Linked DNA regions of Homo sapiens: regions 2, 3, 4, 5 and 6 are each linked to region 1. Evidence: chromatin contacts called from ENCODE Hi-C or POLR2A ChIA-PET data. All regions are on one chromosome and are shown on one strand. Each heading gives the region's core, a stretch centred on a gene start or an enhancer-like site at or near the end of the contact. The rest is flanking DNA. Distances are from core to core; before and after follow the strand shown.

What was found. A loop is a pair of places that touch in the nucleus more often than their neighbours do. ChIA-PET counts read pairs that join two places held with the same protein, here RNA polymerase II (POLR2A). Pooled maps may share reads with other maps.
Region 2: a loop to region 1 is called in a pooled map, with 4 times the contacts of the local background. The contact joins the promoter of SRRT here to the promoter of ARPC1B in region 1. A Hi-C loop is called at or near these places in 5 of 50 pooled maps. POLR2A ChIA-PET finds 5 or more read pairs at or near these places in 2 of 52 experiments (activated B cell and activated T-cell).
Region 3: a loop to region 1 is called in a map of sciatic nerve, with 26 times the contacts of the local background. The contact joins the promoter of GNB2 here to the promoter of ARPC1B in region 1. A Hi-C loop is called at or near these places in 1 of 168 maps with a recorded cell type or tissue (sciatic nerve), 1 of 37 single-sample maps with no recorded cell type and 7 of 50 pooled maps. POLR2A ChIA-PET finds 5 or more read pairs at or near these places in 1 of 52 experiments (CD4-positive, alpha-beta T cell).
Region 4: a loop to region 1 is called in a pooled map, with 34 times the contacts of the local background. The contact joins the promoter of FBXO24 here to the promoter of ARPC1B in region 1. A Hi-C loop is called at or near these places in 1 of 37 single-sample maps with no recorded cell type and 7 of 50 pooled maps. POLR2A ChIA-PET finds 5 or more read pairs at or near these places in 3 of 52 experiments (T-cell, activated B cell and activated T-cell).
Region 5: a pooled map shows a loop between it and region 1 (8-fold over the local background). The contact joins the promoter of BRI3 here to the promoter of ARPC1B in region 1. A Hi-C loop is called at or near these places in 1 of 37 single-sample maps with no recorded cell type and 8 of 50 pooled maps. POLR2A ChIA-PET finds 5 or more read pairs at or near these places in 1 of 52 experiments (AG04449).
Region 6: a pooled map shows a loop between it and region 1 (17-fold over the local background). The contact joins the promoter of MEPCE here to the promoter of ARPC1B in region 1. A Hi-C loop is called at or near these places in 2 of 37 single-sample maps with no recorded cell type and 8 of 50 pooled maps. POLR2A ChIA-PET finds 5 or more read pairs at or near these places in 3 of 52 experiments (CD4-positive, alpha-beta memory T cell, PC-9 and activated B cell).

Annotation. Positions count from the first base shown.
Region 1 is chr7:99,373,023-99,377,336 of GRCh38, reverse strand. ARPC1B (actin related protein 2/3 complex subunit 1B) reads right to left here and starts at 2,607. Exons shown (of 10, transcript NM_005720.4): 1 at 2,556-2,607. RefSeq lists silencers at 1,697-2,336, 2,347-3,226 and an enhancer at 3,527-4,027.
Region 2 is chr7:100,873,390-100,877,703 of GRCh38, reverse strand. SRRT (serrate, RNA effector molecule) reads right to left here and starts at 2,601. Exons shown (of 20, transcript NM_015908.6): 1 at 2,376-2,601; 2 at 1,992-2,131. The coding sequence starts at 2,113. TRIP6 (thyroid hormone receptor interactor 6) reads right to left here. Exons shown (of 9, transcript NM_003302.3): 9 at 4,250-4,314. RefSeq lists a silencer at 2,120-2,349 and enhancers at 2,490-2,549, 2,760-2,809, 2,386-3,051, 3,052-3,716.
Region 3 is chr7:100,670,676-100,674,989 of GRCh38, reverse strand. It overlaps GNB2 (G protein subunit beta 2), which reads right to left and starts at 1,250. Exons shown (of 10, transcript NM_005273.4): 1 at 1,067-1,250. RefSeq lists enhancers at 151-230, 431-640 and silencers at 1,071-1,250, 1,501-1,580, 1,591-1,720.
Region 4 is chr7:100,583,832-100,588,145 of GRCh38, reverse strand. FBXO24 (F-box protein 24) reads right to left here and starts at 1,818. Exons shown (of 10, transcript NM_033506.3): 1 at 1,482-1,818. The coding sequence starts at 1,520. LRCH4 (leucine rich repeats and calponin homology domain containing 4) reads left to right here and starts at 2,017. Exons shown (of 18, transcript NM_002319.5): 1 at 2,017-2,265. The coding sequence starts at 2,046. RefSeq lists silencers at 1,140-1,259, 2,020-2,449, 2,490-2,539 and enhancers at 2,681-3,194, 3,195-3,708, 3,974-4,133, 4,106-4,314, 3,854-4,314.
Region 5 is chr7:98,279,606-98,283,919 of GRCh38, reverse strand. BRI3 (brain protein I3) reads right to left here and starts at 2,234. Exons shown (of 3, transcript NM_015379.5): 1 at 1,983-2,234; 2 at 1,467-1,569. The coding sequence starts at 2,124. RefSeq lists silencers at 1,743-2,082, 2,213-2,722 and an enhancer at 2,419-3,403.
Region 6 is chr7:100,427,371-100,431,684 of GRCh38, reverse strand. It overlaps MEPCE (methylphosphate capping enzyme), which reads right to left and starts at 1,854. Exons shown (of 4, transcript NM_019606.6): 1 at 1-1,854. The coding sequence starts at 1,666. It overlaps ZCWPW1 (zinc finger CW-type and PWWP domain containing 1), which reads left to right and starts at 2,982. Exons shown (of 18, transcript NM_001386010.1): 1 at 2,982-3,117. RefSeq lists enhancers at 955-1,034, 1,905-2,044, 3,065-3,294 and silencers at 1,165-1,634, 3,455-3,504.

The sequences.
Region 1 (4,314 bases), core at 1,358-3,857:
TGTCTCAAAAAAAAAAAAAAAAAAAGAAAGCACGTATAAGGCAGGCGTGGAGGCTCATGCCTGTAACCCCAGCACTTTGGGAGGCCAAGGCAGGAGGATCGCTTAAGGCCAGGAGTTTGAGGCCAGCCTGGACAACACAGCAAAACCCTACCTCTACTAAACATTTAAAAATTAGCTGGGCATGGAGGAACATACCTGTAATCCCAGCTACTCAGGAGGATCCCTTGAGCCCAGGAGTTTGGGGCTAAAGTGAGTTATGATCAAGCCATGGCACTATAGCCTGGGCAACACAATGAGACCCGGACTCCAGAAAAAAAGAAAAAGACCTATCAATGGATTATGTACAGACATATGTAAGAAACAAACTTTACCGGCATCTATCAGGGCGATTTTACCCAGACCTTTCACCATTCTCCCCCTGAAGCAAGCCTGAGACATTTTTTGTTTGCTTTTTTTTTTTTTTTTGGAGACAGAGTCTCGCTTTGTAACCCCAGGCTGGAGTGCAACGGCATGATCTTGGCTCACCGCAACCTCCGCCTCCCAGGTTCTAGCGATTCTCCTGCCTCAGCCTCCTGAGTAGCTGGGATTACAGGTGCCCACCACCACACCTGGCTAATTTTGTATTTTTAGTAGTGACGGGGTTTCACCACGTTGGTCAGGCTGGTCTCGAACTCCCGACCTCAGGTAATCTGCCTGCCTCGGCCTCCCAAAGTGCTGGAATTACAGGCGTGAGCCACCGCGCCCAGCCTGTTTGCTTTTTACCTTCAGTTTGTACAGGAGGAAACCCAGGCTCAGACAAAAGCAACGATTTGTTCAAAGTCACTCGGCTTCTACTAAATGACGCAGCTTGGGACTCTGACCCCAAATCTTGGAGGCCAGGAAGTTAGGTTCACCTGGGGGAACACTATGATCAAGGTGAGCAACAAACGCACGTTTATACTGTCAGCGCCTGACACGCTGCCAGGTGTCTTGCAGTATTGCATTTCAGCCTCCCAGTCTTTAAGGTTCCCATTTTCCAGATAAGGAAAGTTGAGGCTGGCAGGAGTTGGGTGGCTTACCAGTCACTGGCCAGTGAAGGGAGAAGCTGGCACTCCTACCTAGGTCCCTAAGATTTTATTTATTTATTTAGAGACGGAGTCTGGCTCTGTTGCCAAGGCTGCAGTGCAGTGGTACAGTCTTGGCTCACTGCCAAGGCAGGTTCAAGCAATTCTCTTGCCTCATCCTCCTAAGTAGCTGGGATTACAGGCATGTTACGTGGCTTTTTTTTTTTTTTTTGAGACGGAGTCTTGCTCTGTTGCCCAGGCTGGAGTGCAATGGCGTGATCTCGGCTCACTGCAACCTCTGCCTCCCGGGTTCAAGCAATTCTCCTGCCTCAGCCTCCTGAGTAGCTGGGATTACAGGTGCGTGCCACCATGCCTGGGTAATTTTTGTATTTTTAGTAGAGACAGGGTTTCACCATGTCGGTCAGGCTAGTCTCGAACTCCTGACCTCAAGTGATCCGTCCACCTCGACTCCCAAAGTGTTGGGATTACAGGCATGAGCCACAGCGCCTGGCTACATTTTATTTATTTATTTTAATAGAGAAAGGGTCTCGCAATGCTGTCCATGCTGGCCTCCAACTCCTGGCCTCAAGCGATCCTCCCGCCTGGGCCTCTCAAAATGCTAGGATTCTATGTGTGAGCCACCGCGCCCGGCCGGGATGGGTGGTGGTAGCCTCCGGGCTGCATTGGCAGAGGAGGCAGGGGGAGGTCTGACTCCCCAGGCTTGCACTCCTGATCCCTTCACTGCCCGCGGGTGCAGCCCGGCCCCGCCCCGCCCTAGGCGGCCTGGCTGCTCTCCCAGCGCCTCCGGAAAGGGAGGGGCTGCTCGGATCTGCCCTGGCCGCGGAGCCCTGCAGCTGAGGGGGTGCGTTCCGGGACCCCGCCAGCCAGGCCCGCCCCGTACGGGACCCCTCGGACCTGGCCCGGGGGAGGCGGGTGGGAGCAGCGGGAGCGGCCAGGAGGGCAGGGGCGGGGCGGCAGGAGACGCCAGCTCATTTCCCGGCGGCTGCAACCCGGAAGGCTCCGGGGATGGAGGGGAAGTGACTGGGTGTGGGGCCCCGCCGGCCCGAAGTAACGGGGCTACACCGACCGACCGCGGGGCAAGGCTGGGGATGGGGGCCGGGGAGCAGGGGCGGAAGGCACGAGGCGGAAGCTTGGGGCCGGGGGCTGGGGACGCCCCGAGGGCGCCCGGTGCGCTGGGAGCCCGCGTTTCCACAGTCTGGCCCTGCGGCCACCCCCGCGCCCCCTCCAATCCCAGGGCTCCCTCTCCTTTCCGTGAGCCCCTCGTCCCCGCGCCCCCTCCTCTCCATGTGCCCCCACTCATCCCCGTGCCCCTATTGGGCGGCGCCCCACATCTATGCGTCCTCACTTCCAGGCGCCCCCCGGTCCCCTCCTTGCACCCCCTCTCATCCCTCCAGTCCCGCTCACTCCCAGGCGGCGCCCCACATCTACGCGCCCCCCCACCTCCAGGTGGCTCCCCTGACCCCCACCTCCGGGCGCCCCCACGGCCCTCACCTCCCGCGCCCCGGCCGCGGACTCTGGGCAGTCGACGCGCCGAACCGGCTCTGGGCTCCGCGCCGGAGCAGCAGCCACTTCCTCGTGGGCGGGGGGCGGGGCCTGCCGACCTCAGCCCGGTAGGGCCCGGGGGCGGGGACCTGGGGCAGCGGTCGCGAGATCCAGGTCCCGCCCTCCCTTCGGGGTGGGGGTGCTGCCGGTACCCGCGCAGACGTCGGAGCCCAAGGCTCTGTCCGCAGAAGCCGTCCGCAACCACCGTCAATGCTTTACCAATGGGGAAACTGAGGCTGGGAGCCAGGCGCGCAGCCTGAGCCGCCGCTGGGCTGGACCTCCGAGCCTGGGCCGGGCGCACGGCCCCCGGGGACTGCCGGGCGCAGGGTCGGGGAGTCACGTCCTCTGAGCCCGGACGGCGGGTACTGCGGGCTCCGCGCTCACACGCAGGTGAGCGGCTAGCGAGCCCTGCAGCCCCGTCGGCAGCCAGCGAGGAGCTCCCTTCACGCTGATGCCGGTGGGCGCCAACTGTGCAGGCCCTGGGCGGGGAGCAGGCGGTCCGGGCGTGGCCAGGGCAGCCCGGCCCCGCCCCCTTGGCCCTCCGTGTCCTCGCCACGAAACAGGGGTGCTGTCCCCGGGCAGGGTGACACTGGCCGCCCCTGCTGACGCTGGCCGGCCAGTTAACTTCTTTCCTTTCTGTTTTACGTCAATCGGCTTCACTTCTTTAAGTTACCCGGTTAGCCTTGCAGAGCCGCCTGATTGCGGGTCTTGGGCTAGGTGGTCCCCGGAGTCTTCCCATCCTGACCCTCTGCCTCTTCAGTGGATACGTGGCCTGGCGGCCAGGCAGATGGAAGAGACCCCAGTGAAAACCTTACCTCGGCCGGTCGCGGTGGCTCACGCCTGTAATCTCAGCACTTTGGGAGGCCGAGGCGGGAGGATCACGAGCTCAGATCGAGACCATCCTGGCTATCACGGTGAAACCTCGTCTCTACTAAACAATACAAAAATTAGCCAGGCGTGGTGGCGCATGCCTGTAATCCCAGCTACTCGGGAGGCTGAGGTAGAAGAATCGCTTGAATCTAGGAGGCAGAGGTTGCAGTGAGCCGAGATCGCGCCATTACACTCCAGCCTGGGCGACAGAGTGAGACTCTGTTTCAAAAAAAAAAAAAATTAGCTGCAAGGAGCCCCATGGCGTGATGGAGCGCTGCTGTAATCCCAGCTACTCGGGAGGCTGAGGCACGAGAATTGCTTGAACCCCGGGGGCAGAGGCTGCAGTGAGCCAAGATGGGGCCCCTGCACGCCAGCCTGGCAACAGAGCGAGACTTCCTCTCAAACAACAACAAAAACCTTCCCTCCTCTTCTCTCCTTCAGACCCCTCTCTCTAGTATTTGTGCAGGGTCTTCCTGGATCTCTGGAGATCCGAGGCCAGACTCCCACCCTGTCAGGCTTAGAGGCTTTGACACTCGCTGTTCCTTCTGCCTGGAACACTATTCCCACCCTGTCCTCACCTGCCGACATTGGTTTGTCCTGCAGTATGTGGCTGGGGGTCTCAGGTCGCTTTGCCCCGACACCCTCCCCATTGGAGGTGCCCTTAGCCGCCGCTCTCTTTTCCACTGAATTCGACCCCCTAGGGTAGTTGGGAGGATTAAATGTGTCCAGGTGTGTGAATCGGGTCATACAGTGTGCACACAGGAAGTGCTCGAACTTTTCTGAGCCCCCCCAACCTTGCTGCTCCTGCGTATTTTCTCAGACAGATGTCGGCAACCTC
Region 2 (4,314 bases), core at 1,352-3,851, 1.5 Mb before region 1:
CTAAAAATACAAAAATTAGCCAGGCAGAGTGGCACGCACCTGTAATCCCAGCAACTCGGGAGGCTGAGGCAGGAGAATCACTTGAACCCAGGAGGTGGAGGTTGCAGTGAGCTGAGATCGCCCCACTGCACTCCAGCCTGGGTGACAGAGCAAGATTCTGTGTCAAAAAAAAATTTTTTTAAAAAAGACGTACAGTCAAGAGTCCAATCTAATCAAATTTAAATGTTTTACTCTTTCATCAAGAATCATTGATGGAAGTGGCTTTTTTTTTTTTTTTTTTTTTTGAGACAGAGTCTTGCTCTGTCGCCAGGCCGGAGTGCAGGGGTGTGATCTCAGCTCACTACAACCTGTGCCTCCTGGGTTCAAGCAATTCTCCTGTCTCAGCCTCCCAAGTAGCTGGGACTACAGGCGCGCACCACCATGCCTGGCTAACTTTTGTATTTTTAGTAGAGACAGGGTTTCACAATGTTGGCCAGGATGGTCTCAATCTCTCGATCTCGTGATCTGCCCGTCTCGGCCTCCCAAAGTGCTGGGATTTCAGGTGTGAGCCACTGGGCCCGGCTGGCTTTTTTTTTTTAACTCTTTGCTGTCACTGCCTTGATGTTTGGTAAAGCATCAGCGGTTTTACCCATCATTGCTATGGCACCAACAGTGGAAATGGCAATAATATGTAAACATTACCACAAAAACTAATTTTAGCCTCGGAGACCCCCTATGGTCTGTGGACATCCTGAGAAACAGGACTCTAACCAAACTAGAATATGCTAAAATCACACGTTATGTCCACAACTCCAAGCTGTTCATGTCACTCGTGTCTGGGGAATTCCCACTCATCTTTCCAAGTCTAGCCAAGTGTCACTTTCCAGTGGGTCCCTGACACACAACCTCCAGCACCGCTCCCCTCCTTTAGAGATCTGTTCCCTCAATGCTTACCCTCTTTATAACTTCCACTATATATACTCATTTACAGAATACATCCACTGCCATTCTGATCCCCCATGCCAAGCTCACTGTAACACCCTAAGGTCAATAACCACATCTTATAATCAATCCAATCAGCACCGCCCTATGAACTCTGAGATTTTAGGCAAAACAGTGACAAGAAACCTAATCATATATTGTCAGGGAAATAATCTGACGACCTCTCCAGTCAGATCAACTCTATATTATTATTTTTCTGAAGCAATCCTCCTAAAATATAATTTACAACCTGGGCAACAGAGCAAGACGCTGTCTCTACAAAAAATAATTTTAGACCAAGCACTGGCTCATGCCTGTAATCCCAGCACTTTGGGAGGTCGAGCTGGGTGGATTACCTAAAGTCGAGAGTTCCAAACCAGCCTAGCCAACATGGTGAAACCCCGTCTCTACTAAAAATACAAAAATTAGACGGGCGTGGTGGCAGGTGCCTGTAATCCCAGCTACTCGGGAGGCTGAGGCAGGAGAATTACTTGAACCCCAGAGGCGAAGGTTGCAGTGAGCCAAGATTGCGCCATTGCACTCCAGCCTGGGCGACAGGGCAAGACTCTGTCTCGAAATAACAATAATAATTTTTAAAAGTTAGGCGGGCGTGATGGCCTCCCCCTGGAGTCCCAGCTTCTCAAGAGGCTGAGGCGGGAGGCTCGGTTGAGCCCGGGAGGTGGAGGCTGCTACGACTGCATCAATGCACTCCAGCCAGGGCAGCAGAACAAGACCCCATCTCAATAACAAAACAAAAAAAAGCAAAAAAGCACGCTTTTCGTGCATGTATAAACAGTGCTTCTTCATACTCAAACTCTTAGCTCTATAGCTCTGATCTGCAGAGAATTTCAAAAACCAAGCCACAGCTAGTTATTTGGCCAACAGCAAATAGGCTGAACCACAGAAAACGGTCCAATGAGCCATTTCATAGGATTCGCCCTCATAAAAATTACAAGGGGGAGAAAGAAAAGCGACGCGGGTGGAGTGAAACGGCATGAAACGGGGACAAGATGAAGTTAAAAACGGCTCACCTGTCATTCCAATCGTCCCCTCGACGTCTTTCATCTCTCTCGCGGGAACGGTCGTAGTCGCTGCGCTCTCTTCTGAACTTGTCCCTGCGCCTTCGATCGTACTCGTCATCACTGTCACCCATGGCACGGTCTGAGGGGGCCTGGGGACCGGGGAGAGGCGGTAGGAGTGGTGCAAAAGGACGAGCGGAGGAAGGGACCGTCCCTCGCGGGCAGCTCGCCCGCTTCCCTCCCGCCAAGGCCAGCCCTCCGCGGCCCCCACCATCCTAGGCCTGAGAACGCGGCTCCAACACCTCCACTCGCCCCGAGTTTCTCCGCGCCCGCCCCCGTGGACCCCGGTTCCTCTCCCGCCCCAGCGGGGCCCCCCAGGCTCCTCCCCTCCCCCACCTTGGTGCGGCCGCGGCCGTTGGACTCGCGCTCGGACGGGCTAGATTTCAGGGCGACCTGGGTCGCGGGCGCGCGACGAGGACTTCGAGGAGGGCGAGACGGAGACGGAGCTCTTGAGTAGAGGGCCGAAGAGAGGCGAACAAAAGTGGGACAACCGGGGATGGGCAGTAGCGCGCGCAGCCCGCGCTGCGCCTGCGTCACCCACGCCTCCGAGGCACAAAGCTCCACCCTCGCGGCCGGAACTGGAACTAACAAACCGAGCGCGAAGGGCGGGGAGAGCAGGGCGTGATGGGAAAGGGGCGGGGATCTCGCAAGTCTCGCGCGGCTTTTCGAGACGATAACGGCTCGAGCGTTAGGAACTACGGGACCTCGGCTGGGCCAAGCGCGGCCTCGGGAGGCGAACAAGCCCTCTGGGCGCGAAGGGAGAGCGGAAGTCGAGGATCGCGCGACCCCAGATGTGTCGGGGTCCTAAGACGGTTCTCATCCAGCCATGTTCCCCCCACGGGCCTCCTGACCTCACCGGGGGTGATTTCGTCCCCTCCTCGGGCAGGGCGTGGGCTTGGGAAGCGCGGGCGCTTAGGGGATGGAAGGTGGAAGCAACCATTTTAAAGCATCGTATCCCACCATTTTCTGCTCCAAATATCCAGCCAAAATTGGGTGCCACAGTGCGCACTAAATGCAAAGTCCGCCGTTCCTGCTTTTCCTCGACAAAGACGCCCCGTCTTTAAGTAAAATTGGCAGATCTCAGTCTTAACCCCGCTCAGTATTTGGATGAAATAGGCTGTAAGTTAACGCCCTAAACAGAGTATGGACCGCCCAGATTCAATGGATTACCACCCCCGGGAGTAACACCAAGGCCCCTCTCAGTGAATTGAGTGTGAGACTTAATAGGAAGACCAGCTGAGATGGCTCACGCCTGCAATCCCAGCGCTTTGGGAGGCCGACGTGGGAGAATCACTTGAGCCCAGGAGTTGGAGACCTGCCTGGGCAACATAGCAAGGCCCCTTTACAGAATATTTAGGGCCAGGCACATTGGCTCACACCTGTGATCCCAGCACTTGGGAAGGTCGAGGAGGGAGGACTTAAGCCCAAGAGTTCAGGACTAGCCTGGGCAACATAGCAAGATCCCATCTACACACAAAAAAATAATAACTGGGCTTGGTGGGATGCCCCTGTGGTCCTAGCTACTGGGGAGGCTAAGCCAGGAGGACTGTTTGAGCCCAGGAGTTCAGGGCTGCAGTGAGCCTTGATTGCACCACTGCACTCTAGCCTGGGGAACAGAGTGAGGCCCTGTCTCAAAATAGATACATAGAGGAAATCTTGCCTCCTCCCTGAGGCGTGCTTGCTCCCAGCACTGAGAGGAGGGTAGTGACGGATTACAAGAGTTGTCAAAAAAAACTGGACCTGAGTCAAAAAGACCCAGGTTCCACCATTTAAGAACCATGCAATCTGGGGGAGTCACCTCTCAGCTCTGACATCCTCACATGTAAAAATGCAGACAGTGGCCAAGGGCGGTGGCTCACGCCTGTAATCCCAGCACTTTGGTTGGGTGAAGCGGGCAGATCACTTGAGGTCAGGAGTTCAAGACCACCCTGACCAAGGTGGTGAAACCCCGTCTCTACTAAAAATACAAAATTAGCCAGACGTGGTGGCGGGCGCCTGTAATCCCAGCTACTCAAGAGGCTGAGGCAAGAGAATCACTTGAACCTGGGAGGCAGAGGTTGCAGTGAGCCGAGATGGCACCACTGCATTCCAGCCTGGGTGACAGAGCCAGACTCCGTCTCAAAAAAAAAAGAAAAAAAATGCAGGCAGTAACAATGACTGGGCCTGTAATGGGCTACTGGGAGAATCAGATGAGACAACAGACTTGGAAGTGTTTTGTAAACTCGAGGGATTATTATTTCTTGATTGGAGAAAGAGAAGACAGCATTTGGTGACA
Region 3 (4,314 bases), core at 1-2,500, 1.3 Mb before region 1:
GACATTTCCCCTCCTTGTAAGTTCAGCTTTCTACGCCAGTGCCAAGGGGTGACCCTCAAAATCGGGGGATGGGGGGTGCGGGCAGAACTCCTTACTCTACCCAACCCCCAGGCCCGCACAAAGCCTCTTCCACCTACTAGCAGCCCAGGCCTGGCGGCACCGCCGGAGGCCCAGGGCAGAAGGAAGCACGGCTGGAGGAAGAAACTGGGGGCGGGGGCGACGTTCTCAGCCCTCGGTCCCCATCACCCCCCAGGGCCCTCAGCAGCCCCCAGACTCTAGGGATATAGCAGCCGGCGCTCCATAGAGAAATGAGGGTGCAACCGCCTCCGCAGGTCTGGCGGGGCTCAGGAGAGTGACGGGAGGGTCCCTGGATCTGGCAGCTGGAAGGCGCGGGCTGGTGCGGCGCTGCGAAGCGCAGTGGGCCTGGCCCTCCAGCCCCTACGACCTCCATTTTGCCTAAAAGAAAGCTGGGCGGGGGGCGGGCGCCTGGGAGCTGGGCTTGGGGTGAGGATCTGTAAAGGGAATAGGGCGCCGAGGGCTCCAGTTTCGGCGAGTGGGGCCAGAAACCACGGGCAGCACCCAAATCGTGGGTAGGGTGGAGACGAAAGGAAGGGTGGCGCGCGGCCTTGCCTGCTTCTCCCCGATTTTGGAGTTGTGCAAGGCGAGGGCCGGCAGGGGTGCGACAGTGGAGGACACGAGGGGTGCTCCCCGGGGGCAGGCGGGAGGGTGGCGGTGGGGAAAGGGGGCGGGGCGGGGCCTAGAGGAAGCCCGGAATTTAGCCCCCCAACTTCCGAGGGAGCAAGAGGCAGTCGGGGCTGGGCTGGGGTCTGGGGTCGGGCAAAAACTTCGCTGATGGTGCGGGGAAGCGCACGCACGGTGGGGGGCGAGGGTTCCCCAGTTCCCCTTCCGGGTTTGGGAGCGACCGGGCAAGAGGGGAAGGGAGCGGAGGTCTGGGGAGTTACGTCCGCTCCCAGGAGGCCAGCCCCGGGAGACCGAAGGAAGAGAGGTTCCCCTGGGGGAAATTGGGGCTGGGGGGCGAGAGGACTCCTTTTGCCAGCGAAGGTACCTGTGGCGGTGGGACTCTGCGGCGGAGGTCGCTGGCGGTGCGCGGGCGGCGCTGTCTTCCTCCGCGGCGGAGGCGGCGGCGGCGGCGGCGGCGGCGGCGGCGGCGGCGCGGATGGATTTCCTCAGTGGCCCCAGCCCCGCCGCCAGCGCTGCCTCCCCAGAGCGGAGGGATCCCGCCCGCCAGTGACGCGGCTGCCGCCGCCGCGCCCAGGACCCGGCTGGGCGAGACCAACTGCCTCGCACTTGGGGGAAGCCAGGAGACAAAACCCCACCGAGGGAGCAAAGACGGGCCCAGTCGCTCCCAAGGTTCTCACCCTACGCTTTGTGGACGCAAACCGTACTCAAAGGGTTTGCTTCACGGAAAGGAGTAAGACATCCCCCCTCTGGGACTGGAGGAGGTGGTACTGGCATATGAGGAGGGTGAGACCGCTCGCTGGTCACGTGATCAGCCTCCCGCCCCGCCTGGAATGGGTGGCTCCAGACTGGGAAGGGGAGTTCGACGCCCCAGTTCCCGGTTGGGCCACGCCCCGGCCCTGAGGAGGCCACGCCCCTCACCAGGGGGCGGAGCTAAAGAGACCTGGACGGGGCCGGCCTCGAGGCTGCTGGAAGAAGAAGCGCGATTCCGAGAAAGTCCCCGAGCGGGAGTGGGTAGGGGCTGATGCGGGCGCCCCGGGAATGCCATGAGAAGGGTCGTGTCCAGGCATTTCCTCAGCCTCGCCCACTGGGCCTTTGTAGACCCCCTTTCAGGGCTTGCCACTGAAATAACAACTCATTTATTGAGAGCCACACTTTTTTTTTTTGAGACGGAGTCTCTCTCTGTCGCCCAGGCTGGAGTGCTATCTCAACTCACTGCAACCTCCGCCGCCCGGGTGCAAGCGATTCTCCTGCCTCAGCCTCCTGAGTAGCTGGGACTACAGGCGTGTGCCACCACACCCGGCTAATTTTTTGTATTTTTAGTAGAGACGGGGTTTCACGGTGTTAGCCAGGATGGTCTCCATCTCCTGACCTCGTGATCTGCCTGTCTCGGCCTCCCAAAGTGCTGGGATTACAGGCGTGAGCCACCGCGCCTGGCCCGACACTTATTTTTTAATTGGAGTACAGTGACGCGATTGTAGGTCACTGCCACCTCAATCTCCTCGGCTCAAGTGATCTTCCTGCCTCAGCCTCCCTAGTACCTGGGACCACAGGCGTGCCCCAGCCACCATGCCCAGCTAATTTTTAAATTTTTGGTAGAGGTGGGGTCTTGCTATGCTGCCCAGGCTGACATATGTTAAGTCTCACAATACTGGGAAATTAAGTGCTAACATTCTCCCCATTTTCTTTTCTTTTCTTTTTTTTTTTTTTGGAGACAGGGTCTCACTCTGTCGCCCAGGCTGAAGTGCAGTGGCATGATCTCGGCTCACTGCAACCTCCGCCTCCTGGGTTCAGGCGATTCTCCTGCCTCAGCCTCTGGAGTAGGTGGGATTACAGGCGCCCGCCACCATGCCCAGCTAATTTTTTTTTGTATTTTTAGTAGAGACGAGGTTTCACCATGTCGGCCAGGCTGGTCTCAAACTCCTGACCTCAGGTGATGTGCCCGTCTCGGCCTCCCAAAGTGCTGGGATTACAGGCGTGAGCCACCGCGCCCAGCCTTCTCCCCATTTTCTAATAGTGGAAAGAGACCTGAGGCTGCAGAGTTTAGATATGAACCCAGGCAGCCAAAACTTTACTGTACATTCCAGTTTATCTGTATGAGCCTCTAGATGAACCCCTTCCTCCAGGGACCTTGCCTGTAAAGGGACAAGAACGTAGGTCTAGGCCTCAGTTTCCACATCTGTTAAATGGGGATGTTGACAGCATCTGCCCTCCAAGTCCCGGATTCTTACTGAGAACCCCATCGATTGTGGAAATGCTTTGGGAAGTTCAAGGCAACGAATAGCCTTCACTGAGTCCTTGTAATTTGAAAGTATCAAAACACGCAGCCATAAGAAAGAACGAGATGGGGCTCACGCCTGTAATCCTAGCACTGTGAGAGGCCGAGGCGGGTGGATCACTTGAGGTCAGGAGTTTGAGACAAGCCTGGCCAATATGGTGAAACCCCGTCTCTGCTAAAAATACAAACATTAGCTGGGCGTGGTGGCACACACCTGTAATCCCAGCTACTCAGGAGGCTGAGGCAGGAGAATTGCTTGAACCCGGGAGGCGGAGGTTGCAGTGAGCCAAAATCACACCACTCACTGCACTCCGGCCTGGGCAACAGAGCAAGACTTTGACTCAAGAAGAAGAAAGAAAGACAAAAGAAGAAAAAGTAAAAGAAAGAAAAGGAGGGAAGGAAGGGAAGGAAAGAAAAAAAGAAAGGAAAGAGAAAGGAAGAGAGAAAAAAGAAGAAATCATGTCCTTTGCAGCAACATGGATGCAGAAAAGAGAGAGAGAGAGAAAGAGAAAGAAAAGAGAGAAGGAAGGAAGGGAAAGAAAGAAAGAAGAAACAAAAGAAAAGAAAAGAAGAAGAAATCGTGTCCTTTGCAGTAACATGGATGCAGCTAGAGGCTTTTATCCTAAGTGGATAAATTTCTGCAGGAACAGAAAACCAAACACTGCATGTTCTCACTTATAAGTAGGAGCTAAACACTGGGTACTCATGAACATAAAGATGGGAACAATAGACACGGGGGATTACTAGAGGGGGGAAGGGTTGAAAAACTACCTATTGGGTACTGTACCCCAGGTGACGGGATCAATTGTACCCCAAACTTCAGCATCACAAGATATACCCATGTACATGGGTACATTCATGTGCACATGAGTCAGAATCTAAAAAGATGAAATTATATTTTAAAAAGTATCAAAACATACTCTTCATTTAGTCTCTGTGAAAGACATTACAAATCACTTTTCAAAAACAATTGTTTTTTCTTTTTTCTTTTTTTTTTTTTTCTGAAATGGAGTCTTGCTCTGTCACCCAGAGCTGGAGTGCAATGGCACAATCTCGGCTTACTGCAACCTCTGCCTCTTGGGTTCAAGCGATTCTCCTGTCTCAGCCTCCCGAGTAGCTGGGATTATAGGAGCATGCCACCAGGCCTGGCTAATTTTTGCATTTTTAGCAGAGATGGGGTTTCATGTTGGCCAGGTTGGTCTTGAACTCCTGACCTCGTGATCTGCCCGCCTCGGCCTCCCAAAGTGCTGGGATTACAGATGTCAGCCACCGTGCCCAGCCTACAATTGTTTTTTCCAAATCGAATATGTTATGAACATAGTAGTTGTCTTTGTAAT
Region 4 (4,314 bases), core at 569-3,068, 1.2 Mb before region 1:
GCACTTCGGGAGGCCGAGGTGGGAGCATTGCTTGAGCCCAGGAGTTTGAGATCAGCCTGGGCAACATAGTAGGACCCTGTCTCTACAAAAAATACAATTAGCTGGCATGGTGGTGCGTGCTTGTAGTCCCAGTTACTCGGGAGGCTGAGGTGGGAGGTTGAGGCTGCAGTGAGCTGCGATCAAGCCACTGCACTCCAGCCTGGGCAACAGAGCGACTCTGTCTCAAAAGAAAGAAAAAGTCCACTGTGGGCCGGGTGCGGTGGCTCACGCCTGTGATCCCAGTACTTTGGGAGGCAGAGGCAGGATCGCTTGAGGTCAAAAGTTTGAGACCAGCCTGGGCAACATAGCAAAACCCCATCTCTACAAAAATTGAAAATAAATTAGCCAGGTGCAGTGGTGCCGCCCGTGGTCCCAGCTACTTGGGAGGCTGAGGCAGGAGGATCACTTGAGCCCAGGCATTCAAGGCTGCAGTGAGCCATGACTGCACCACTGCACTCCAGCCTGGGCGACAGAATCAGACCTTCTTAAAAAAAAAAAAAAAAAGGCCGGGCGCGGTGGCTCACGCCTGTAATGCCAGCACTTTGGGAGGCCGAGGAGGGCATATTGCCTGAGCTCCTGAGTTTGCGACCAGCCTGGGCAACACGGTGAAACCCCGTCTCTACTAAAATACAAAAAATTAGCCGGGTGTGGTGGCGGGCGCCTGTAGTCCCAGCTACTCGGGAGGCTGAGGCAGGAGAATTGCTTGAACCCGGACAGTGGAGGTTGCTGTGAGCCGAGATCGCGCCACTGCACTCCAGCCTGGGCGACTGAGCGAGACTCCATCTCAAAAAATAAAAAAATAAAAAGAGGAAGGGAACGGAAGGGAGAGGGAGGGAGGGAGGAAGAGAGGAAGGGAGTGAAAACATCCACTGTGAAAACTGAGGGAGCGGGAAAGGGCTGTGCGTGGAGGATCCAGAGACCTGGTTTCTAGAGCAAGCCAGCTGTCAGGAACTTGCTGTTCGCTCTTGCTAACGCATCAACTTCCCTCTGCCTCAGTTTCTGCATTCGTAGCACCAAGGGCGTGTTCTAGGCGGTGAGATCCTTTCTAAGCCTCTAAAACCCCGTGGTCTGGTCCCCTCTCCATTCCTGTCCAGGGGAGCTCCTCGGGTGAGACGGCAGACCGTGCAACGCTGCACCTACACCCTCCCTCCTCGAGCTGGGCATCTCCAGGCTCTGGGAAGCCCCCCGCCCGCCCCCAGCCCGGGGGTCCCGAGACCCCTGCCAGAGGCTTCACAGTCGGAGGTCCCCCCGCTGCCCCTTCAGCTGCGACAACCGCCAGTGCACTGGCCTCAAGCAGTCGCCCGAATCCCCTCAAGCCCTGGACGCCGGCTAGCCCCCTAACACGTCCAGCTCGCACTCGCCACTGCAGCGGCGAACTGCGTTCCCGGCCGGCCAGGGGCTCCGCGTTCATTCTTAACCTCAGTCTTAAAGTTCTAGCTCACCCGCCTCCTCCTTAGCAAAGGGACCGCCTTCTCGCCCATGCTATTGGTAGGTAGAGCCGTCCCTCAGAGAAGAGGCAGGTCCAGATTCCCTTCGGAGGCTCTAATTGGCCTTCTTGACAGTCACTCGCCTGTATCTGGCTTACGATTGGTCTTTGGGGGACGAGGACTAGGCACCCCCTGCTTGCGGTCCCTCGGCCCGTTTTCCTGCTAGTGGAGTGCCGGTGTCCCCTCCTCTTGGTTGGACCTGATTGGCTCCACCTCCCGATCTGAGCATTGTGATTGGGTGCAGCTGCGCTGGGCGGGACGGCCTGGAGCGTCGGCCGTTGGCGAGCGCTCTATCCTTGTTCCCCTCCCTTCTCTCGTCAGACTCCGGCGCCGGAGCTCCACCCCCACTGACGGGTTCTGATTGGCCGCTTCTGACGCGTCTCGGGGCCACGATTGGTCCGTCCGGTCCCGGACACCGCTCCCTCCCCCTTGAGGCAACTACGGCGGCTCCAAGGAGGGGGTGGGGGAAGGAGGGACGGCCGGTCCCGTCAGTCAGGCAGCGGGAGCCGCCGGGAGCGGATGGCGGCGGCCGTAGCGGCTCCACTCGCCGCCGGGGGTGAGGAGGCGGCAGCCACGACCTCCGTGCCCGGGTCTCCAGGTCTGCCGGGGAGACGCAGTGCAGAGCGGGCCCTAGAGGAGGCCGTGGCCACCGGGACCCTGAACCTGTCTAACCGGCGCTTGAAGCACTTCCCCCGGGGCGCGGCCCGTAGCTACGACCTGTCAGACATCACCCAGGCTGGTGAGTGCAGCCGGGCCCCGGGCCCAACCGGGTCCCTCATTTGCATAGCCCCACCCCGGGCCCCGCCCGGCCCGGGAGTCGGGCCCGCCCCTTCACCTGGCGGCCAGGGTTGCTGCCCCTCCTGATTGCCCTAAACCTGCAGCCATCCTCTCCCATCTTTGAGAACCCCCTAGACAATGAACGTGCTTCTCGTTTGCACAGAACGCCCTGCGCCTCCGAGCGTTGGGAGAGATTCCTCCTTTCTCTTTATTTGCATATCTGCGCACCTGTAGGATGGTCCCGCCCCTCACCTGGTTGGCTTATTTACATGATCTCTTAACCTCAGCTCCAATCGGTCTATGAAGCAGTCCCCACGAGCTCCTCTAATAACTGCTTTCTCTCCCTCTTCATCTACACCTCTTAACCCCCGTCCCACCGAGATCCGAGCAGCCCCGGGCACCCCCTTCCCAGTGACTGGCCCCTAAGCCCGAGGTTTCTGCTTTCTGTGCCGCAACCCCGCCCCCTAAGGTCCTGGCCCTCTCCACTGTCCACGCAGCTCTCCAGCCTATGGGAAAGAAACAAATCTCTACCTCCCCTCACTCTTTTCTCCCTGAGCTCTTCCGCCTATTATCCCCAACCGGCTTATCTGAGATTCCTCCTCCTCCTTCCTAAGCCTGTGAGGTCACTGTGGAGCCTGTGACCTCATAGGGATCTTAGAATTCCCATTTCAGTTTCTGCTTTCCCCCGGGGGAGGGACTTGAGGCCGTTGCTGGAGGGAAGGAAATCTTATCTCCTAGCTGGGAGTGCTGGCCAGCTAGAGACTGTCCTTCCACGCCTCCACCCGCAGGATCTGTCCAACCATGCACCCTCCACCCTGGTGTCTGTGGATGGTAGGGGGTGGGGGACTTAACTGTGACAGGTGAGTCAAGCCTCAGCTACTCAGGAGGCAGCCTATGACCTTGGGCCGGCAGCTGGGGGTGGGGATCAGGATCAGGGAGGAGGACTGCATTCCCGAAGCCTCACCCCAGCCCAGGCCTCTTCCTCCTCTCATCTGCACGGTGGGGGACCAGAGCTGGAGGATAGTGCTTACTTCTCCCTAAGCAGGTGCCTGCTCACCTGGGAACACTCAGGCCGGCACTGGCACACATCCTCTTCCCTCTTCTGGGGAGAACCAGTCGAAACCTCCCCACTGATCTCGCCTGCTCTGCAACACTTGAGATGGGGAATGAGTGAGCTCCAGGAGCCATTCCTGCCCCTTACAGCCCTGTTCCCTCCCACCCCCACCTAACCCCACACTCCAGATTGACCTCAGCAGCTGTGTGACACTCACTGTCTGTTCCCTTCCCCTCCCCCTTGGTTGTTTTTTGACAAAGACCAAATGTTATTCTTTACTTCCTTAGGCTGTCTCTCCCTGTGTGGACTCTTGGGGAAAACTACCCGGAGCTCCCCGGCCCCTCCCAGCTCCCGCCCCCGGCCCCCTCCTCCCCCAGCATTCCGGCTCAGGGTGCAGCCGTGCTCCTGTGAGCTTGGGGGGGGGTCGGAAATCCCAGCTTCCCAAGAACCCTCCTCTGCCCCACTCTCTACACAGGGCCCAGGTTCTAGGCCAAGTGGGGTCCCTCTTGTCCAGAATTCTCTCCTCTGTCCCCTCTCCGCAAGCAGGGACAGAAAGGGGAAGTGACAAAAACATACAGTTGCCCATACCCTGCCCTCCATCTCTCCTCGCCCTCCAAGCAGACGAAAAGCATCAGTGCCTTGCTGCCCGGACTGCCTTGAGCCTTCCCCTCCCGTCTCCCATCTCTTTCTGAGTGTCTTCGCTGCGTGTCGCCTAGTCTTGGGTCCCTGATCTCCCTTGGACTAGGCTCCCTGGGGTGATAGTAGGAAGAATCCTGAGGTGGCGGGGAGGGGCCATCTTGCAAAGGAGAAGTGCAGCTCATTCTCTCCCAGACCACATCCTGTGCCCCCAGTGCCCTGCCTCCTGCCTGAGCTCCCTTCCGCTCCTAGCTTTTGTCCCCGCCACCGCCTACCCCATCAGAACTCTGAGAACTCGGTCTCCACCCCCTTCGTCCACAT
Region 5 (4,314 bases), core at 985-3,484, 1.1 Mb after region 1:
ACCACCTCGGCGCCCCCCAGCCCTGGGATATCTGGCCCATCCCTCGCTGCCGCTGGTCTCTCACCTCTCCAAGTTCAGGGGTTTGGGCAGAGAAGAGCTAAGAGCTTCAGAGACACCTCACCAGACACCCCCACGTCCCAGGTGGGGAAACAAGCCCCGCTGTTCCTGGCAGGACCAGGACCGGAACCCGGCTCCTCCGGCAGGCTGGACACCGGGATGGCAGGGCATGGACAATGACACGCAGGCAGACCCTCTGCTCCTCCATGTTCTGAGTCCCCTCCATGTGCCTTCACACTCACACAGCTCTGCCAGCCCCCCAACCCGGTGCAGCTCCGGGAGAGAACTATGTCCCGAAGGCAGCCAGCGCCCCACCCTGCCCTCCCTCCACCTTCACTCCAAAGGCTAATGTTTCTGCTGGGTGGTGACCAACTGTGTCAAACTGACGTCCCAGTTAGGGTTTGTCACGGGGTCCCTGTGCAGGCAAGCAGCCACAACCTGCCCCCGAGGTCCCAGCCTCTTGTCCCCACCTCTAGGTTGCCCTTCCTTCCCAGGAAGTTGCCTGCTAAGGCTCTGAAATCACTCACTTCCCCGTGACTCCACTCTAGGCCTTACACACACACTTTTGAAATCAAGTCTAAGTCCAAACCAGGGTTTCTTAATTCCATCTCAGTGGCTTCAACTTCCTCCTCCGAGACACAGCTGAAAACCCTGTCCCGGCCAACTCTGCCCCTACTTTCTAAGCAATCTGAACACCCCCAGCTGCCAAGGGTTTATATTTAATTAATCCTTATTTAAATGTGAATCCTCAAAACCTCCACAAAACAAGCCTCTAGCTGCACCTCGGGGCCCTATAAAAACCAAAAAGCGTGTGCAGGTCCAATGCGAGGATATGAAAAAAATAACTCCTGCCTCAAAGAAACACGGGGTTTCCATCCTGGTCCAGCTCGTGGAAGAGCGTTTCAAGCCAACTTTGGATAAAGCAGCTCTTACGGCCGTCGCTTCTCCCACTGAGGTCTGTCCTGCTGGTGCACTTACTTCCAAATGCCCCTTCCGGGAAAATGAAACCTTCCACCACCTTCGACGATCAACTGCAGAGTAAACTTGCGGAAAGTGAAGGAAAAAGCAGACACCTGATTCCTTGCAAGTCCCAGAACAAAGACGAAAGGACCACGAGTCCCGTTGTTACCATTTCTACATCCCAATCACTTGGGGTGCAATGCCCCAAGATCTAGGAAAAGGAATCCACCCTTTTGCCCCCACAAAATGTGTTCAGAGCCAAGGGTGAGCGGACCCGCACTCTCCCACACCGCATTCGGGCAGCCTGTCTGTCCCTCCCATAAAGGGCTCTGGTCAAGATCCAAGTCAAGCCGGACCCACTCCCACAAGCAGAGCTGTGAGGTCCTGGGGGTTAGGGCGGGGGTCCTCAGAGCTTCCAGGGCCAGTCCCCAGGCTGCAGACCCACTCACCTGCAGACAGGACAGCCTCCTACGACCACGATAGAGTTGGCAGGATAGCGGGTGACGGTCCGGCTGTGGATGTTGTAGACCCTGGGATGGTGGGTGGGTATCCCTGTGGGCGGGAAAGCAGGTCATTAGGGTGCAGGGAGGAGAAATCGGACCGCCACGGGGACTACTCATCCTGTCCCCTCAACCTCCACCCCGCTAAAAAAGCCCCCGGTCTTTTCCACCCTCGGGACGGCCACCGCGGGCCTGATTCGGCGCTAATCTGCCAACAGCGAGCGCCTCGTGACACAAAGTTCATCTGGGGCAGGGATCCGGCCCCGCCGGGTTACGACGGGCCCGAGGACTAGAGCCCCGGGGGGGAGGCTGGCCCTCGGCGGCGCCGGGTCCCGAAGCCAGCCCGGGGACCTCCAGCTCCAGGAAGGACCCCCGGGCGGGCCCCACCCGCCTCCGGACCCACGTCCCCCGACCGGGCTTGCCACCTCGGAAGCCGCCGGCGGGGAAAGTTGGTTACGGGCCCACCTGTGACGAGGTAGGGGTAGGGCGGCGGCGGGGGCGCGGCGGGGATGGCGCCGTAGCCGTGCGGGCCGCACGCGTAGTCGCCCTGGCCGGCCTCCAGGTTGTAGGCGGGCGGCCGCTCCTGCAGCAGCGGCTTGTGGTCCATGGCGGCCCGGCCGCGCCCGCCGCTCCGGCCCGGCTCGGCTCGGTCGGCCCCGGCGGGGGACGCGGCGGCGGCGGCGGGGACGCGGCGGACCGGGTGGCTCGGGCCCCTCTGAGGCAGACGCGGGGCGGGGCGGGGCGGGCGCGAGCCGCGGGCTTCCCCCGCCCTCCCGGGCCCAGTCACAAGACCGGGGTCACGTGGGCGGCGGGAGGCGGGGCTCGGGGGCGGGGCCGGCGGGGCGTCTTAAAGGGGCCGCGCCCTCCCGAAGCCGCCCCGCCGGCGGCGCCTCTGCACTCCGCCCCGCCCCGCCGCCGCTGCTCTCTAGACCTCCCGTGGCGGGGAGACCCCCCCCCCCGCCCATCCCCCACGACGACCCAGAGACGCCCCATAGGGTCATGACCTTTAGGGCTCGCGGATGCACCCCCACCTCCCCCTACGCCCCGATCTCCCAGGCCGGCCGAGGTCCCCCTACCGGTGGAGGAGGGGGAGGGCGGGGCCTGAGAGGGGGCGGGGCCGGGTGGGTCCCAGGCCGCCCCAACGCCAGCCCTCTGCCCCTATGATCGCCAGCGCTTCCAGCAATACAAAGGGCACACCCGGGTGTGCACCTCAGCTGCGGCCTGCGCGGTGCTCAGCTGCGGCGCATTCCCTCCGTTTGCCTTTTTTTGGACAATTAGGTGATTGACGGGGGTAGTAGCCAGTGCTTACAAATAACTCCCCCGTTTGGGGACAAAACTATAAATACTGGGCACCTGCCGCGTCTCCTCAGTTTCCCTAATCTTCAGGCAGCCCTGCCAGGTGTTTTGCTTACCCCTGGAGGACAACACGGGATCGGGCTCAGAAGGGGGAGGGATTTGGCTGTGGCAGGTGCGGGTCAGAGCCCGTATCTAAACCTGGGTGTTTTCTGGCCTCGGGGACTGCGTCAGGCGCCCTCGTTGAAACATTTCCTCATACAAGGCTTCACGGGTTGGCCAGGACAACTTTAAAACGAACGATTGGAACGTTCAGGATTGCTTGCGTCCTTAGCGCCTCTGCACCTTTTCAGGGGCACCTGTATCCGTTACTGTATTCTGTCTCCAGTTTTCTCACCTGCATTTTGATATCACCTGCACTGTAGCTCTGGGACGACTACAGCTCTTCTCGAACCGCGCCTTTTTAATTTTTAAAAAAAAAATTTGTAGGGGGTGCTGGGGGGGCTCTCTTGCTCTGTCACCCAGGCTGCAGTAGAGTGACACAGTCATTGCTCAATGCAGTCTCGACCTCCTGGGCCCAAGCCATCCTCCCACCTCAGCCTCCTCAGTAGCTGGGGACCACAGGCACACGCCACCATGCCCAGCTAATTTTTAAAAATTTTTGTATGGGATCTTGCTATGTGCCCAGGCCAGTCTCAAACTGCTGGCCTCAACCAATCCTTTTGCATCAGCCTCCCAAAGTGCTGGAATTACAGATGTCAGCCCCTGCACCCGGCCTTATTTTTATTTTTTAATAAGGGATCATCATTCACATGTATATATACACACACATACATATATATATATATATATATATATATATCTTTTTTTTTTTTTTTTTTAACAGAGTCTCACTCTGTGGCCCAGGCTGGAGTGCAGTGATGCAACCCTGGCTCACTGCAACGTCGACCTCCGGGGCTCAAGTGATCCTCCCATCTCAGCTTCCTAAGTAGCTGGGGACTACAGGTGCACGCCACAGTGCCCAGCTAATTTTTTTTTATATTTTGTAGAGATGGGGTGTTGCTATGTTTCCCAGGCTGGTCTCAAACTCCTGGGCTCAAGTGATCCTCCTCACTCAGCCTCACAAGGTGCTGGGATTATAGGCATGAGCCACCAAGCCCACCTGACCATCATATTTCTTTATCACAAGACCAGCTCTTCGAAGCCCATTCCCATCGATCTTGTACCTGCTGTCCTAGTCATCGTACCCACAGTCCTCGAAAAAGGAACTGAGGGGTGGTCCAGGTACACTAGGGAACTGAGGGGTGGCCCCTGGCACTGATGAACAGCCAGATCAAGAGTGAAGACTGGGCCGGGCGTGGTGGCTCATGCCTGTAATCCCAGCACTTTGGGAGGGTGAGGTGGGTGGATCACTTGAGGTCAGGAGTTCGAGACCAGCTGGCCAACATGGTGAAACCCCGTCTCTACTAAAAATACAAAAATTGGCTGGCCATGGTGGGGGGTA
Region 6 (4,314 bases), core at 605-3,104, 1.1 Mb before region 1:
CGAAGACAACATTGTTGGGGAAGACTGATGTGTCCGCTCCATCCAAGGGCACTTGGGGGGCAGCGATGGGACCCCGGCTGGCAGTCAGCGAGGCTGGGAAGCAGCTCCTCTTTCGAACGGTGGTGGTCCCTTCCTCACCCTCTGCCCCCGGGTCCCCTTCCAAAGTCTGGGGTGGGAGACGCAGCTCCTCGGAAAGGTAGTGTCGGATGTTTTGGCGGGCAGAATGGATGAGCCGGGAATCGATATCCAGGCCCACCATGCGGGACGGGCCCCACTTGCAGGCAATGCTCAGGGTCAGATGGCCCACATTGCAGCCCAGATCTAGGACGTCCCGGCCCCGAAACCACTCAGGCTTCAACACCCGAAGGCGCCCATCCTCACAGGAAGGATTGCGGTACCCATAGTATTTGCAATAATTCCCATACTGGAACTTGCGCTGTTGCTTTTTGAAGCCTGCTGCAGGCAGTGGGTGGTGGTGGTGGTGGCGGCCTCCCCAACTCCCTCGGCCCTTTTCCTTGGAACCCTGGCCTCCACCCCTAGCCCCTGCCTCCGACTTGCTGGAAGTCCTGCGACGTTTGCGATGTCGGGAGGAGGAAGATGGGGGTGCAGAGATAACTGAGGCAGCTGGAGGGGCTGATAGGGAGCCTGAGGGACCCTGCAGAGCAGATGGAAGGGGAGACACCACTTCATCCCTGCAGTTGATGGCTGTGTTGAGTTCATAGGGTTGGGGGGCATCCCGGTTCTGGCCCCTGTGCCGCGGCTGCTGTGAGGCGCCCTCCCCGTGGAGTAAGGGGGTGAGAGGGGCTGTGGGCGGCACGGGGTGACTCTCACTCCCTCCGGCTGCCTGCTGCTGCTGGTGGTGCTGTCCCCGGTGTCTATGCCGCTTCCGACCAGTCTTGAGTGGCGAAGCAAGAACTACATGGCCCTCATCAGTGCAAGTATTGAGACTGAGCGGGTCAGTAATATCTTTGGGGATGAGGATCTCCACCGGATCTCGCCCTTTGGCCGGAAGGGGGGATGACTTAGGGGTCTCCGCGTTGAGAGTGCGGCTCACTTCCTCATCCAGGAGGCTATTCAGGTTCAGGGGATCAAAGATATTGCCCCCCAGGAGGAAGTTGGAGGGTAACACAGAGTCACAGTCCGAATTCACCCGCCTGCGCCTCTTGAAGGCCGGATGTTTGAAGCCTCCCCCGCCTCCCCCTACATTACAGCTATTTCTCCTCTTGCCCCCGCCCCCCCCAGGTGGCCGGTGGGGCTGATAGCCATTGCGGGGTCGAGGAGGAGCAGGGGGACCCAGCTCTGTCCCGCCCCCTCCCCGGCGCTCCTCCCCCACGTCCGGGGGAGCGGCTCGCCCCGGGGGATCCGACAGGCGGGCCTCCCCATGCGACTGCGCCTGGGGGCCGCCCCCTCGGTGCTGCTGCGCCTGGGGACCACTGGAGGAGGTGGCCGCGGCCCCGGGGCTTTCCCGACCGACCGCAGCGGCTGGGGACCCCGCAGATGGCGCGCAACGACCCGGACCACGCTCCGTCCCGCCGCGGAGCTCCCCAGAGGCGGCCTCTTGGTGCGGTGGCACCGTGGGGCCGCCCCCTCCGCCCGACTCATCTTTGAGCGGCGGCGGCGGGGCCGGCACCAGAAACGGCTCCTTCTCCGCCGCCATCTCGATCATTTCCTCCCCTTATTCCGTGCCAGTCGGGGTAACGAGGGGGATCAGGGGGCCTAACCCCCCCTGCCTGGACCCTGCTCCCTTCCCCCCTTTCCCGAGTGCGCGCGCAGCTCTGCTCTTCACGCCTAGTCTCGCGCCCAAGCGCCTCCCCGCCAAGTGCGCCCTACTAGCCCGCGAGACCAAAACAAGAGGCCCGCGAGACCCGAACTACTCGAGGACTCAACCGCGCGTGCGCCGACCCCTTTCTCCTCCGCCACTACCACCCGGCCGCGAGCGCGCACGGTGAGCGCGCGTTCCCTTCGCCCGGGAACCACGCATGCGCACTCCGCCACCACCCTGGTTGCGCGCGCATCAGACTACGAACCAACTTAACGGCTCTGGGAGTTTAAATATAACCCCCCCACAGCCCCCGCAAAAGCCCACCACCCCAAACTGACACCCTACTTCCCTGCGCAGCTATGTCCGGCCCTACTGATCTCCTTTGTCTCTGCCGCGCGATCCCACCCACCGTAGGCGGGGGACGGGAGCTGGTGTGAAAAGGTCTCCTTGACACCCGACCCTTGTTCCTGAGGAATGAGTCTCAGCGGTCTCCGCCCGGCTCTAAATCCAACAACCTCCCCACCCCGCCTCCTTCCTCCCCCCTAGTGGGCAGCGCCTGCGCACACCCTTTTGGGCTTGCGCGGGTAGAGGCAGCACGTGCTGAAACTGGCGCCCCGCCCCCCGTCTTAGGGGTTGGGCCTGTGACGTCGCTTCCTTAAGTTTGGTAAACGCAGCGTGCGTCAGCGCGATCCGGAGGGGCGGGGCTTCCTGACGAAGGGCGGGGCTCATGAATTATTCATGAGCTGTTGGTAGCAAACCTCCCCCCCTCTGCCCACCTTCTTAGAAGCGCTTCCGAGGGAGCGGAGGGGAGACCCTACAAAGCCAAGGAAGGGCGGGAGTGGAACTGGGCTCAGTAAAACGCGATAGGTCATTATAACTCACCCCCCTTGAAAATATTCTCTGCTGAATTGGGGAAAAATAAAAAGCACTAAAACAGCCGATGTTGTCCAACTTCCTCTTCCCCCGAAACGGCTGAGTCGTTCTCTGGCTCCTCTACCTTCCCCCAATCGCAATCACCTGGAGACGCCACACCACGCCTTCCTCTCCGCCTCAACACCCACGACCCGAACCCCAACGCATCCGCCCACTCCCGACGCCCGCTCACTGGCCCGTCAGTTCGCGGGCCTCTCAACACCCACCGCGGCGCCACGCCGACTTATATACCAGCGAGTGTGGGCGGGGACGGGGGTTCGGTCCGCGCTGGGCCCCCCCAGCTTCTGCCAATGAGGAAGAAGCGAGTCTACGCCGTTTTCCCGGGGAGATGCGCCGCCCGGTCTCCCTGCCAGCGGAGTGCTGGGCCGAGGACAGGGCGGCAGGGGTGACAGTGGGGTCCAGGAGAGTCTCAAAATCCTAAGGTGAGGGCGTGAAGGAGACCAGCAGGAAGAGGAGGAATTAGAGAACGGAAAGAGGGAGGAAAAGGCAGTCTGAAACAGAAAAGTTAGTAGATGTGCTTCAGGAACAATCAGGCGCCGCGGCCGCCGCCTAAAAATATGTGACACCAAAGAGGATTCTGGGATTTGTAGTTTTCCCGGGACGTTCGGGTGGAAGATGGCGGATTTACCTCAGCTGCGGAAACGCAGACGCTGTTTCCAGTTGCGCATGCGCCTCGGCCCCGCGAGCGCACCGCCCTCGGGTGGAGCTAGTGCTCAGGGCGTCCTCGTGCCTTTTCTTGGTGGCGGGAAACCTGGGTTGAGGTGTGAGGGGCTTGCGGAGTCGCTGCGGCAGCTGGTTCCGCCCATCGCCTTTAGGTCCTCCTTGCTCCTGAAGGTAGCCAGCTAGTTTCTGGTTGTAGGTGAAGGTGCTAGGCGCTGCCAGTCCTGGCACCCGTTGCCTGAGGAGAAACTTTCTCAGGGCGACAACCAGCCCTTCGCCCTTTTTCCTCAGAATCTGTCGCCCCCAAGAAACAGACAAAAAAAAAATAGCCCAGTCTCCTGGCGGGCACCAACGATATGAGTGAGAATAAGGATCACGGGGCCTCGGCAGGAGTGGGGGTGGAGGGGAGATTCCCTCATGGTGGGAGGAAGGAAGGGAGGGGACGGGGAAGAGAGAGGGGGACGTGTGGCTCAGGGACACCGACTTGAACCGCTATCCCTGAGAGAGAATAAGGGGTGAGGGAAGAGAGGAAAAATGGGAGCGCCCCACAAATGGGAAGAACTTCTCTGCAAAACTTCTTCCCTTTGGATTGCAGGTGGATTTGGAATTGGGGCTTTTTTTTTTTTTTTTTTAAAGACTGTCTCGCTCTGTCGCCCAGGCTGGAGTGCAGTGGCGCAGTCTCGGCTCACTGCAACCCCCACCTCCTGGGTTCAAGCGATTCCCCTGCCTCAGCCTCCCGAGGAGCTGGGACTACAGGCGCCCGCCACTGTGCCCGGCTAATTTTGTATTTTTAGTAGAGACGGGGTTTCTCCATGTTGGCCAGGCTGGTCTCGAACTCCTGACCTTAGGTGATCCGCCCACCTTGGCCTCCCAAAATGCTGGGATTACAGGCACGCGCCACCGTGCTCGGCTGATTTTTTTGTATTTTTAGTAGAGACGGGGTTTCACCGTATTGGCCA